Regions from separate parts of the Homo sapiens genome. Here regions 2 and 3 are each linked to region 1. Evidence: chromatin contacts called from ENCODE Hi-C or POLR2A ChIA-PET data. All regions are on one chromosome and are shown on one strand. Each heading gives the region's core, a stretch centred on a gene start or an enhancer-like site at or near the end of the contact. The rest is flanking DNA. Distances are from core to core; before and after follow the strand shown.

The links. Hi-C counts contacts between places; a loop is a spot of excess contacts on that map. ChIA-PET counts read pairs that join two places held with the same protein, here RNA polymerase II (POLR2A). Pooled maps may share reads with other maps.
Region 2: a loop to region 1 is called in a map of OCI-LY7, with 6 times the contacts of the local background. The contact joins the promoter of SLBP here to the promoter of MYL5 in region 1. A Hi-C loop is called at or near these places in 2 of 168 maps with a recorded cell type or tissue (OCI-LY7 and ascending aorta) and 11 of 50 pooled maps.
Region 3: a map of ovary shows a loop between it and region 1 (7-fold over the local background). The contact joins the promoter of RNF4 here to the promoter of MYL5 in region 1. A Hi-C loop is called at or near these places in 1 of 168 maps with a recorded cell type or tissue (ovary) and 1 of 50 pooled maps. POLR2A ChIA-PET finds 5 or more read pairs at or near these places in 1 of 52 experiments (activated naive CD4-positive, alpha-beta T cell).

The regions. Positions count from the first base shown.
Region 1 is chr4:673,262-677,144 of GRCh38, reverse strand. It overlaps MYL5 (myosin light chain 5), which reads right to left and starts at 2,603. Exons shown (of 9, transcript NM_002477.2): 1 at 2,462-2,603; 2 at 936-1,072. ATP5ME (ATP synthase membrane subunit e) reads left to right here and starts at 2,869. Exons shown (of 4, transcript NM_007100.4): 1 at 2,869-2,933; 2 at 3,179-3,233; 3 at 3,744-3,842. The coding sequence starts at 2,898. It also overlaps a transcript of SLC49A3 not described here. RefSeq lists enhancers at 2,033-2,102, 1,980-2,737 and a silencer at 2,313-2,582.
Region 2 is chr4:1,709,984-1,713,883 of GRCh38, reverse strand. It overlaps SLBP (stem-loop histone mRNA binding protein), which reads left to right and starts at 1,565. Exons shown (of 8, transcript NM_006527.4): 1 at 1,565-1,754; 2 at 1,894-2,010. The coding sequence starts at 1,696. RefSeq lists an enhancer at 729-1,018 and silencers at 1,149-2,058, 2,069-2,188.
Region 3 is chr4:2,466,201-2,470,642 of GRCh38, reverse strand. RNF4 (ring finger protein 4) reads right to left here and starts at 1,537. Exons shown (of 8, transcript NM_002938.5): 1 at 1,385-1,537. It overlaps LOC107986250 (a long non-coding RNA gene), which reads left to right and starts at 1,692. Exons shown (of 2, transcript XR_001741551.3): 1 at 1,692-2,243. RefSeq lists enhancers at 895-1,014, 1,059-1,631, 1,315-1,674 and a silencer at 1,825-1,994.

The DNA of each region.
Region 1 (3,883 bases), core at 1,354-3,853:
GACGCAGTAGGTAACAGGACCCAGGGCACCTGCCCCTCGGTGCTGCAGGGGCAGTGGTGGGAGTGACTATATGCAGCCACAACAGCAGGTGGGATCCCTGGGGGCGCCACCGTGTCTGCAAGGCTAAAAAGACAGGTGCCACTTGCATGTCTCTTGAGCAGAGGTCCTACCCCCTGAGGGACACATGGTCACAGTTGGCGTCCCCTGAGATGCTGCCTGGTGCCATCCCCAGGTCCAGCGGCCTCTATGAAGCACTGACTCCTGAGGTTGAGGACCCTGGAGGCATGACCTGCCCAGGAGGGACCTGGGGCCGACTGCAAGGTGTCAGGTGACCAGATGTGGAACCCTGGGGCTGGGAGCAAGGGCCAGGGCATCCCCTGCTGCCAGTCCAGTGGGGTCTGGGTGTGATCCTGAAGGGGCACTGCTGGGCTGCAGGAGTGGGGAGAACCACACCGAGGGGGGAAGCATGGTTGGGAGGCCCCCCGAGGCCACCGGGAATGTGAGAAGGGCTGCAGAGCCCCCTGCAGAGGGTTCCCAGGCCACTGGAGTCTGAGCACAGTGCTAAAGATAGCAGCAAGCCTGAGCCGGGGGAGTATCGGCTTCTGCACCCACAGCTGACCTGACAGCTGCAGAGGCCCCTGCGGGCGGTGTGCTGAGCCAGGTGGGACCCGTCCCACCACTAAGCTCTCAGGAAAGGCCTTGAGCAAAGGCAAGTCTCCATTGGCTTCAGGGGGTTTTCCCCAGGCCGTGTGTGTTTGCCCGCATGTTTTCTCTGCTGGTGCCCTGCCCCGCCCCACCTCTGGTGGAAGCTGCTGGTATGTCCCCCTCACCCCCTACCTTGGGCCCCAGAGACACTTATTTTTGATTCTGGAAGCAGGAGTTGCTGAGGAGTCTGGATTATTTTAAACTCCAGTGAAGGGAAAACCCATTGTCACCTGAGGCCGTCTGCCCTGGCGGAAGCGGGGGCTTGCCGAGGGCCAAGATGGTTCTGTGCCTTGTGGATCCAGTGTGCACCTGCGGCTTCCTCAGCGAGCAGTAGACACGGGGAGGGCTGGAGTTTGCTTCTGGCCCCCTGAGGACAGGGTTCAGGCAGAGGCCTCAGGCAGGAGTCTTCAGGGACTGCCAGCCAACCTCACAGAAGCTGGAGAAAAGATCAGGTGGCCCTACAGCAAGTACCTAACCTTTTTGGCGCCTGGGACAGGTTTCACGGAGGACAGTTTTTCCGTGTTGGGGAGGAAGGTTTCGGGATGAAACTATTCCACCTCAGTTCATCAGGCATTAGATTCTCACCAGAGCGCAATCCAGATCCAAGTGCGCAGCTCACAGTAGGGTTCACGCTCCTATGGGAATCTGATGCCCAGGCTGATCTGAAAGTGGGTGGAGCTCGGGCAATCATGCTCCCTCACCTCGTCCTGTGCTGCCCGGTTCCTAACGGGCCACAAGCTGGTACTGGTCTGCACCTGGGGGTTGGGGACCCCTGCCCTATAGGACTGGCCTTGGTATACCCAGCTCAGGAAACAGAGCCCAGTGACTTCCTAGTTTCTCAGCCAGAGAGGCCCAGGCCCTGGACCCCAGAGCAAGCCAGGAGAGGGGGCAGAGGCGACTTAGGCCCGGACAGGTAGCCCAGGCCGCCAGGATCACGGGTCCTCCCCATGCTTGCTTCAAGAGTCCTGGAGTTTGTGATGCTGCACCTTAGCGAGACCCGAGCCATAGTTCTCCAGTTGCTTCTGCCTGTAGCAGTGCAGGGCCAGGAGGGGACACAGGAGGCCTTGCGTCACTACTGCATGGGGCCAAAGGGGGCCCGAGGGTGGCCCAGCACGGGCAGCATGGCTGCCGCCAGGAAGACCCAGAACGTGGAGGGGGTGCCAGGCTCCTGCCTAGACTCCAAGCCTGGTGTCCATGGGGCTGGCGGGTCAGCACTTCGGGCACAGCGGGGAGGCTGCATAGGCACCGCAGGCCCCATCTCTGGGCAGCTGTGGGAGACACACAGCTACCGGGAGGTGGACAGAGGCCAGCAAAGACCAGTGTGGGGCTCAGTGGTCCCCAGGCCTGGGCCGGGGCAGGCCCTTGGAGCCGTGGAGTCCTGAGGCCTGGAGTCGGGGGACCCAGGGAGCAGCCTCTGTTGGGGGCTGGTCTTCCCAAGAAGATCCCAGCCCCTCTTCGGGACAGAAGTGATGGGGCATCCTGGGGTGAGGAAGCTCCAGCTCCGGGATGAAGGGCGCCCCGTGCTCCCGGGCAGAGCAGCCGCAGGAAGAGGGGCCTGGAGGCCATGCTCCCGCGGGCCGCGGAATCCAACGCGGCCCGGCCGGCGACAGACACTACTGCCTTGTAGGAGAAGGACCTGCCCGGGGAGCCACCTGCACTCGGCTCACACTCCGCTCCCAGGACCCCCAGGTCCCTGCCCAGGCCACCCTCGGGTGGGCGCGGTCCGCGGGGCTGGACCCGCCCGAGCCGCCCTGACCTCAGGCCTCCGACGCTCCGCGCAAGAAGACAGAGTGCGCCCCGGCCCGCAGTCTGGGGTGTGGACACACGGCCAGGACGCGGACGGCGGGGCCTCGGCAGCAGCGCGGGGAAACAGCGGACCCCCAGCCCTGCGGGGAAAGGAAACCCCCCGCCCACTCGGCGCAGATCCCGCCTCACGCAGCAACTGCGCAGGCGCAGCCGATGATCCTCCGCGCACTCCCCAGCCTTTGTGCGCGTGCGCCTCACGTGACGTCACCGCCGCGCGGGGGCGCGCAGTCACCCTTCGGTCGCCAGGGGGCGCGGCCCCCCGCTCTCTCGCCGCTGACGGCGCATGCGTGCGCCCAGCTCCGCCTTTGCCTCCAAGGCTTTGCTGGCTTGTGCGGCATCCTGCTCCGTCTGCAGGTTGTGCTTCCGGTGCGGAGGTCAGGGACAAGATGGTGCCACCGGTGCAGGTCTCTCCGCTCATCAAGGTGATCCAGGCTTTGCAGCCGCCGCCCAGTGCTCTGGGCCCCCCCGTGTCCCGCCCCGCAGCTCCGACCCCGCGGGCTGCGACCCCCGGCCCCCGCCCCCATGATCCTCGCCCCGTGACCCTCGCCCGGCGACCGGACCCCCACCCCTCCTGCGACCTCTGCCCAGCGACCCCGCCCCCCCTCCTCCCGCGACCCCCGTCCCGCGAGCCCCGTTTCGCGCCGCCTCTGACCAACCTCTTTCGCAGCTCGGCCGCTACTCCGCCCTGTTCCTCGGTGTGGCCTACGGAGCCACGCGCTACAGTGAGTGACCGCGGGCGGGGCCGGGGCGGGGTCTGCTCGGCTTTCCTGTGGAGCTCCTGTGCTATTTGGAGAACTCCAGCTCTGGAAGGGGGCTTGGGACGCATGCGAGGCTGCAGGACCGTGTCCTCCACCGAGCGTGACCCCGATAGTGGAATCAGCTCACCCAAAGCTCAGGCTTCTGAGGCCCGGGCGGGGGACTCGAAAACGGCTGCTTCTTGGTGAAAACGGGTGCTAAATGGCTGTTCGAGTGCTGAGGTCTTGATGGGAGGCAGTCCCTGTTCGCAGAGGACGAGTGAGCCAGTGCGTGAGCGGGTGGGCAGCAGGGGCCCTGTAGCCTCTGGGTTGGACTCGTCAGGGTGAAGGTCAGGCGTTGACTCGCATTAACATAAAGAGCGGGAACAGCAGGTGCGTCTGGTTTACAGCGTCGCTGAAGATACCTTGACCTGTGGACTCAGTTCCTTTTGTACAGCATTTCCAGTGAATTTTATTCTCCTGCATTCCGCCAAACAGATTACCTAAAACCTCGGGCAGAAGAGGAGAGGAGGATAGCAGCAGAAGAGAAGAAGAAGCAGGATGAACTGAAACGGATTGCCAGAGAATTGGCAGAAGGTACGAGTGACACTGGCTCTTATAGATTGTCCCTCCCAGGT
Region 2 (3,900 bases), core at 316-2,815, 1.0 Mb before region 1:
CAGAGTTCTGCTCTTGTTGCCCAGGTTGGAGTACAGTGGTGCAATCTTAGCCCACTGCCTCCCGGGTTCAAACAATTCTCCTGCCTCAGCCACCCGAGTAGCTGGGATTACAAGCATGCGTCACCATGCCAGGCTAATTTTGTATTTTTAGTAGAGACAGGGTTTCTCCATGTTGGTCAGGCTAGTCTCGAACTCCCAACCTCAGATGATCCTCCCGCCTCGGCCTCCCAAAGTGTTGGAATTACAGGCATGAGCCACCGCGCCCTGCCAGGATTTTATTTTTAGTTTACAGTGTTGAGGGTTATGGGATGCCCAGGGCCTGGGGAGGAAGGGGACAGGATGTGTCCGTCCTAGTCTGAGGATGACTTTTTTGAGTTCAAAAGGGGGCGGTGGACGCACCAAGGCACAGTCCTGAGGGCAGCAGGTGCAAAAGTCCGGCCCTCCCAGAGGTGTAAGGCCTTAGAGGGATCCCAAGCATCCCTGGGGCTCAGCCTCCTGGACCTGACCCCACTGCCCACTCTTTTGGCTGGTTCCACTCTCCCCTGCATCCCTCACGTTGTCCCCAACAGGAAGCTGTGGGAACCTGTTCTCAGGTGTAGTGCACCCGTTGGGGTTCTAGTTGGCTGGATCCGCGGGGCCGTCAGCTGCAACTGTGACGGCGGGGAAGCGGGACGGGATGGTGCGGATCTACAGGACCTCGCCTCCAGGTGGAACCTACCTGCTGAGCCAGGGATTCTTCAGGATACAAACCCAGTCAACTCCAGGCAGAGGGTGGGAGCGTCATGCACCGGCGACACAGTGGAGGACGTCATGGACGGGCAGGGAGGCAGCGGCAACCGAAACTAGCGGCTCAGTCGGTGGCCGGTGTGCGGTCAACGGCCAGGGCAGTGGGACCGGAAAGACTCAGTGTAGTTGTCAACTGTTGCGACCTAAAAGGTTACTCCAAAACTTTAAGCGGCTCAAAACAATAGACGGCGCGTACGGGGCCTGCAGCGGCCACGGGACCGTGGGAAGCAGTCAGTACCCGCCACAGGCCGCGCCTTCCGGGTTCCGGGTTCCGGGTTCCCGCCAGGGAGGAGACACGCCCCCACCTGGGCAGGAACCAAGCAGAGCCGCGCTCCACCCAGGCCGGAACCAATGGGAGATGCGCCACGACCCAGGCCGAGAAACGTGCCGCTTACCCTTCCCCCACGACCTGCGCCGCGTCGCGCGCGGCCGAATCTCCCGCCAAAGCTGCCCCCGCCCGCCAAGGCGCGACCTATCAGCGTCGCAGAGGCCCGCGGCGGCCCGGCCGCCTCAATCCCGCGGGTGGGGGCAACCTTTTCCTCAGGCCTCTCCTCAGCCCACGGCGTCCATCTGGCTCCCGAGCCGAGGGCCGGGCAGTCGGGCTTCGCGGCTGCCCGCGGTCCCGAGGCCTCGCCCTAGCCCCAGTCGGCTCGCGAGGCGCGCACAGCTGAGTGGACCCCTGCGGCGTGGCCCGATGGTCTCGCCCGACCCGGCGCGCGCGGGAGGCCGAGGGGCGGGGCCCGGCGCCCACATAAAGGCGGTTGGGGGCGGGGCGCGCAGAGCTCGTGAGCGCCGGCGCGGGGACGCGGGTTTCTGCCTCAGGCCCTGCCCTGCTCTACTCTGCGCTCTCTGCCCGCGCCGCCGCCGCCTCAGCCTCGGCCCTGCGCTGCGCGCCCGGCCCGTGCTGCCATGGCCTGCCGCCCGCGAAGCCCGCCGAGGCATCAGAGCCGCTGCGACGGTGACGCCAGGTGAGGCCGGGCTGCGCGGCGGGCGAGGGAGCGCGTGCCCCGTGGGGCGGGGGTTGTGCGGGGCCGGGGTGTGGGAGGGCGGAGGTTGTAAGGCGGTCCCGAACCTCCCGTGCCCAGCCGACCGCGTCCCTCCCCGCAGCCCGCCGTCCCCCGCGCGATGGAGCCTGGGACGGAAGCGCAGAGCCGACGGCAGGCGCTGGAGGCCCGAAGACGCCGAGGAGGCAGAGCACCGCGGCGCCGAGCGCAGACCCGAGAGGTGGGCGCGGGACCCGGGGGTCGGGGCGCGGTGGGGCCCTTGACGAGGCCGCGGGCTCCAGGGACCTCGTCGCGCTCTCGCGGTGCCGGGATCGGTCAGGTCGGCACCCTGCGTCCTTTTATCTTGGTCTCCGCGCGGCCCGTGGACTGGGGCGGCCGCAGCAGGCCTGGGAGGCGCTGGAACACTCCGGAAGCCTCTTGCCAGGATGGGAGTCAGCTGAACCGGCGTCAGCCCGAGTTAGCCAGTTCGAGTCTGTGTTGTGCTCCCGGGAGAGGTCAGGGTCTCTGACGAGCTTCTCGTGAACACGTGGAAGTCAGGGACACCCGAGTCCCGAGGAGAAGTGAGTTGACAGGGCTTACCTGCTTGGCCATTTTCTGGGTTAGGCAGTGTGCAGGGAGGGTGGAGATGCGAGCGAAAGGAGGGCTTGATGGGGTGGGACGGCCGAGGAGGGTCTGGAGGAAATAAGCAGGGGTGCCAGTGGTCGTAGTGGCGGGGCTTTTCGGGGCTGTGGTTAGAGAAAACTTCTCGAGGGGCTTTGGGGTGGCTCGTCCCGCACTGGGGGCTTGTTGCTCCTGAGTTCCCTGAAAGGCGTGGTGACTTGGCCGAGATGGAGCAGTGAAGGTGGAGGGAAATGCGTGGTTCGGGATAGGCTTCTGAAGGCAGGACCTGTGAGACTTGCTGATGGGTTGGGGATGGGAGGCGTGAAAGGAAAAAAAAAAATCGGACCCAACTTCACTGTGCCAAAAGGAAAAAATTATGCTGAGCGCGGAATCATGCAAGAAACTACCTTTGCGTTACTTTTTTTTTTTTTTTTTTTTTTTTAAAGACAGGGTCTCACTCTGTCTCACAGGCTGGAGTGCGGTGACGCGATCTTGGCTCACTGCAGCCTCCCCCTCCCGGGTTCAAGTGATTCTCCTGCCTCAGCCTCCCCAGCAGCTAGGATTACAGGCGCATGCCACCGCGCCCGGCTAACTTTTTGTATTTGTAGTAGAGACAGGGTTTCACCATGTTGACCAGACTGGTGTCGAACTCCTGACCTCAAGTGATCCACCCACCTTGGCCACCCAAAGTGCTGGGATTACAGGTGTGAGCCACCGCGCCCGGCCACCTTTGTGTTTCTTTTTTTTTTTCTAAGCAGATACCTACAGATACAAGATTAAATATCTCCACGGGTGAACTCTGTTCACTTTAAGTGGCGACTTACTGAGCACACTAGGAATACATAATTGACTATTCCCCTACCTGCTCCTTTTCTCTTGGAACATGTAGATCTTTCTCCTTCAACCTACTTTTCTCTTTTAAATATTGAAGCCCTGACAGTCATCTCTGGAGAAAGGCACAGACCACAGACTCTTTCTGTAATTTCGTGTTCTTCTAGGTATGTCCTTAACATTAGCTAAATTCCTAAAGCAATTGAGACCTGTCTCAGACACTTTTTGGTTTACACAGGAAAGAGGCATCAAGAATGACTCAAGCCTTTAGGTCTGAACGCTGTTGATTGGGGCCATTTGCTAAGATAGAGAAGATGGGCTGGAGCAGCTAGGCATGGGAAGTTGTGAGGCTTGAGAAGCTGCTTAGAGAAGCAAAGGAGATGTCAAGAAAGGTAACGGAGTGTAGGAGTCTACATGGGAGGCATCTTCAGGCACAGTGAGTTACCAGGACATAGAGATGATATTTAGAGACTTGGGTCTAGGGGGCTGGGCGCAGTGGCTCCTGCCTGTAATCCCAGCACTTTGGGAGGCCAAGGCGGGCCCATCACCTGAGGTCAGGAGTTCGACACCAGCCTGACTAACATGGAGAAACCCCATTGTTGGGGACCAGCCTCGACACTTACCCGGAATGAGAAGAGACAGGTTAAGAGCTCATAAAGGTGGGAGCCAGGGGACCAGT
Region 3 (4,442 bases), core at 288-2,787, 1.8 Mb before region 1:
GCACAGATGTGCATACATTATATAAAAAGAAATAGTTTACGTATGGCATTAAGATTTCATGAAGATTAGAAAAACAATGTTTACAAAAGGTCCTTACAAAGGTAGTAATTCAAGAAAAGATCAATAAACGATGTGTTAAAGTAAGATTTTTGGAAGCTCAAATTCAGGCAATACAAAAGCCAGCAATATATCTTGCTACTCGAATGCCTCTATTTCACCTCAAACTCACAGATAAAACTGAACCCAATATGTCCTTGTCCATTAAAAAGCAAATCACCAAGAAAGTAACAAAAGATTCCCTTCAATGTCTCTTTTATTGACAGTGGTCCCAAAACTCCTGGTCAATGAATTCAAAACCCAAATCTTGCAGGTAGGACTTAACCTCATCTGCTGCCAAATAGCTGGCTATGTGACCTTGGGCAGACCACTTCACTTTTCTGGACCTCAGTCTCCCCAGTCAGTTGGACAGTCTAAGCCAGGCTCCAGAGCTGAGACCCTACGTCTGGCTCAAGAACTTGGTGCAGAAACAGAACGAAGATTATTAAGTTTGTGAACGTCTATGGGAACTGACAAGTGAAAGACAAAAGCTGAAATCCCTACCAAAACGGCTTGCCCAAGCTCTATCCTTTTCCCTCTTCCCTCGATGGATCAAAGGCGGAAAAGCGGTGTTTACTAGCAACTCTGTTTCGGGTCGTGAGAATCTTCATACACCTGTCTATAGGCGCGCCAGAGCGGTGAAGGGCCCGAGCGGTGCAGGGCTGGGCCGCAAGCCTCACAGTCGCACGTTCCACCAACCACCAGCCGGGGCCCGGAAGCGCGCCCGGAAATCGAGGCCCTACTAAGTTTTAGACTGCGACCTCGGCGCCCCCACGGTCAGGCCCGCACCCGTACTCAGATCCTCCCGACCTACAAAAGGCCCCGCCACGCGGCCCACGCACCCCGGCAAACTCGCAGGCCCCACGATGGCGGGGCGGCGGCGCGAACACACAAAGGAGGCGTCGTCAGCGGGGAACAAAAACCCTGCCCGGGTCTTCCCCCTAACAGCACATCCTGCCCGACTTTCCAAGTGACCTTGGGGGCGTTCCTGCCCCTCCCAGAGTCTCAGTTTCCCTTCCTAGGCTAGGAACTAAGCCCCATGGCCGCGGCCCCCCAGGGTGAGCCGAGACCCAGACGCAGACCTCCTAACTTCTGTTGCCCGCGCCAAGCCGGGCTCGGTGCGCCCGCGCGGACGGCAGTGCGAGCGACCAGAGCTGGCTCGAGGTCCCGGGCTGCAAAGCCTCGGCTGGGTCAAGCCGCGCAGCGCGGCTCCCCCAAGAGGCGCGGGCCGAGGCCTCTGTAGGCCGCGAAGCTGCCTAAACCTCGCATCTGCAAGGCCCTGACTTACCGCTGCTTTCCCGCAAAGCTCGGCCTAACCTGGAGCTAGTTAGGTCCGCAGGCGCCACCGCCGGCGCACTCCGGAGAAGAAGCTCCTTCTTCAGCCGCCCAGGAGAGCTCCTCGAGAAAGATGCCGCCGCCTCAACAGCAACCCACTTCCGCTTCGGAGGCCTCGGCTCCGCCCCCCATCATGTCCCCATTGGCCGCCCGCCTACTCTACTTCCGCGGTCGGCCGGGTAAGGACAAATTTTTTAATCCTATTGGATAAGAAAACCATCTGTTACCACTTTAAAACGCGCCTCTTTCCGCCCCCGCCCACAATCGAGCGCACTAACTCGCACCTTCCGGCAAGAGACGGCGCGGGCGCGCCCCGCCCGCAAGGTTTTTCGGGAGTCACGGTCTGAGGGCGACCCGGGCGACCCGGTCGCCCGTGCCCGGCTGCCACTGACCGCTCCAACGCCGCCAGGGACGACCCGCCAGCTGCCTCCGGAGCCGAGCAGGCCCCGAACCTTCCCATTCCTAGATTTCCAGCCGCACAACAGCCGCGGTGCCCCTGGCTCGACGCAGCTGGCCGGAGGCGCGGAGCTGGTCGTTCGTCCCGCCCGCCGTTCCGCGCCCCTCTCCCGGCTCTTGTTTCCTCGCCTCTTAACGAGGCCTTTGTGAGGAAGGTTGCTGGGCCTTGGGACTCTGACGATCGGCTGGAAACCAGGCCTGGCCCTGTTTCAGCATCCCCGCGTGCCAAGCCCTGGGCCGGCGTGCGGGTCCCTGCCCCTGCGAGGAAGCTGGGACTTTTGCAGGCCTGGGTGGAGACGTGTACATAACAGAGGAAGAGTGTGGAGGATTGGAGGACTCAGGGCAGCACGGCAGAGGTGCATGCAGGTCCCCGGTCGGACTGGAGAATGGGCGGTGGGTTTCTTGAGCTCCAGTCCCTGAGCTCGACTTTGACGTGGGTTTAGCAACCAGGAAAAAAGCCCACCTTGTCCCTGCTGCCTGAGAATACCCAGACCTTAGTCCATGGCCAGCATCTCTGGTCCCTCGGCACCCTCAGGCAACGTGAAGGTCACCCCAAATGCCTTGGGTTACATTGTTTCCTTACAGTGAGTTTGTTTGTTTTAGTGGCGCGATCTCGGCTCACTGCAAGCTCTAACCTCCTGGGTTCACGTGATTCTCCTGCCTCAGCCTCCCGAATAGCTGGGATTACAGGCGCCTGCCACCACGCCCGGCTAATTTTCTTTGTATTTTTAGTAGAGATGGAGTTCCATCATGTTGGCCAGGCTGGTCTCGAGCTCCTGACCTCAGGTGATCCACCCTCCTTGGCCTCCAAAAGTGCTGGGATTACTGGTGTGAGCCACCTCGCCCGGCCACCTTACAGTGAGTTTCTAACCTCGAAAATGGAGTCAAATAACGGAATGACAAGGCAGATAGAAACCAGAGCATTAACGTTTTTGTGTTGCATTTACAAACAATATGTGTTTGCTATTTTTCGTAATTGTAAGGAAATCTGGCATGGTAGAGTATCTGATAGATAAATGTAATTCTCATGTAAAATATCTAAGTATTTGTGTTTTTTGTTTGTTTGTTTGTTTGTTTTGAGACGGAGTCTCGCTCTGTCGCCCAGGCTGGAGTGCAGTGGCGCGATCTCGGCTCACTGCAAGCTCCGCATCCCGGGTTCACGCCATTCTCCTGCCTCAGCCTCCCAAGTAGCTGGGACTACAGGCGCCCGCCACCACGCCTGGCTAATTTTTTTTTTTTTGTATTTTTTAGTAGAGACGGGGTTTCACCGTGTTAGCCAGGATGGTCTTGATCTCCTGACCTCGTGATCCACCCGCCTCGGCCTCCCAAAGTGCTGGGATTACAGGCGTGGGCCACCGCACCCAGTCTTTTTTTTTTTTTTTTTTTTTGAGACGAGGTGTCACTCTGTCAGCCAGGCTGGAGTGCAGTGGCACAATCATGACTCACTCACTGCAGCCTCGACCTCCCCAGGTTTAGATGATCAACCCACCTTGGCCTCCTGAGTAGCTGGGACCACAGGTGTGTGCCACCATGCCTGGCTAATTTTTTTGTATTTTTTTTTTGTAGACACTGGCTTTCGCCATGTTGCCCAGTCTTGTCTTGAAGCCCCGGGCTCAAGTTATCTGCTCACCTCGACCTCCCAAAGTGTTGAGATTACAGGCATGAGCCATCACACCCTGCCCTAAGTATTTGATTTTTGATAGCGACTGTAAGTTGAAAGGTATAACATTTTCCGAAGTTTGTGATTATAATTGGAGCAAAGAGAACTTAAAAGTTTAAAAGAAATGAAGACATTTAATATATCTATGAGAATTATTTAAATATTAATACTTGATAAGGCAGACAACTGAAATGCTAAAAAATAAAATTAGATTCTACGTGTATAAATGCAGTTGAAAATGTTTAAGAGAATTTCAGTTCATAAATGGGGCCGTACATGATTAATCAAAATGGTGGTTAAAAATGATCAGATTTAGGGCGGGCATGGTGGCTCTCACCTGTAATCTTAACACTTTCGGAGGCTGAGGTGGGAGGATTGCTTGAGCTGAGGAGTTTATAGATGAGCCTGGGTAACGTGGTAAAACCCCCTCTCCACACACACACACACAAATAATAATTAGCCGGGTGTGGTGGCATGTCCCTGTGGTCCCAGCTACTCAGGAGGCTGAGGCAGCAGGATTACTTGAGCCCAGGAGGTCATGGCTGCAGTAAGCTGTGATTGCACGTCAGCTTGATTGACAGAATGAGACCCTCTCTCTCTCAAAAAAAAAAAATCAGATTTAGAAAAAGTAATATTAGTAATTTGTATTTTACAGCCTAAGGAAAAGTTAGGGTTTTCTGTTTGTAACTGTAATATATTGAAGATGTGATGTTGAAAAAGTCTCTATAAATACCAGTTTCATGCTCAAAGACTGCCTTCAGCCAGGGCAACATAGTGAGACCTCATCTCTACTAAAAATAAAAAATTAGCTGGGTATGGTGGTAAGTGCATGCAGTCCCAGCTAGTAGGGAGGATGAGGCAAGAGGATCACTTGAGCCCGGGAGTTTAAGGCTGT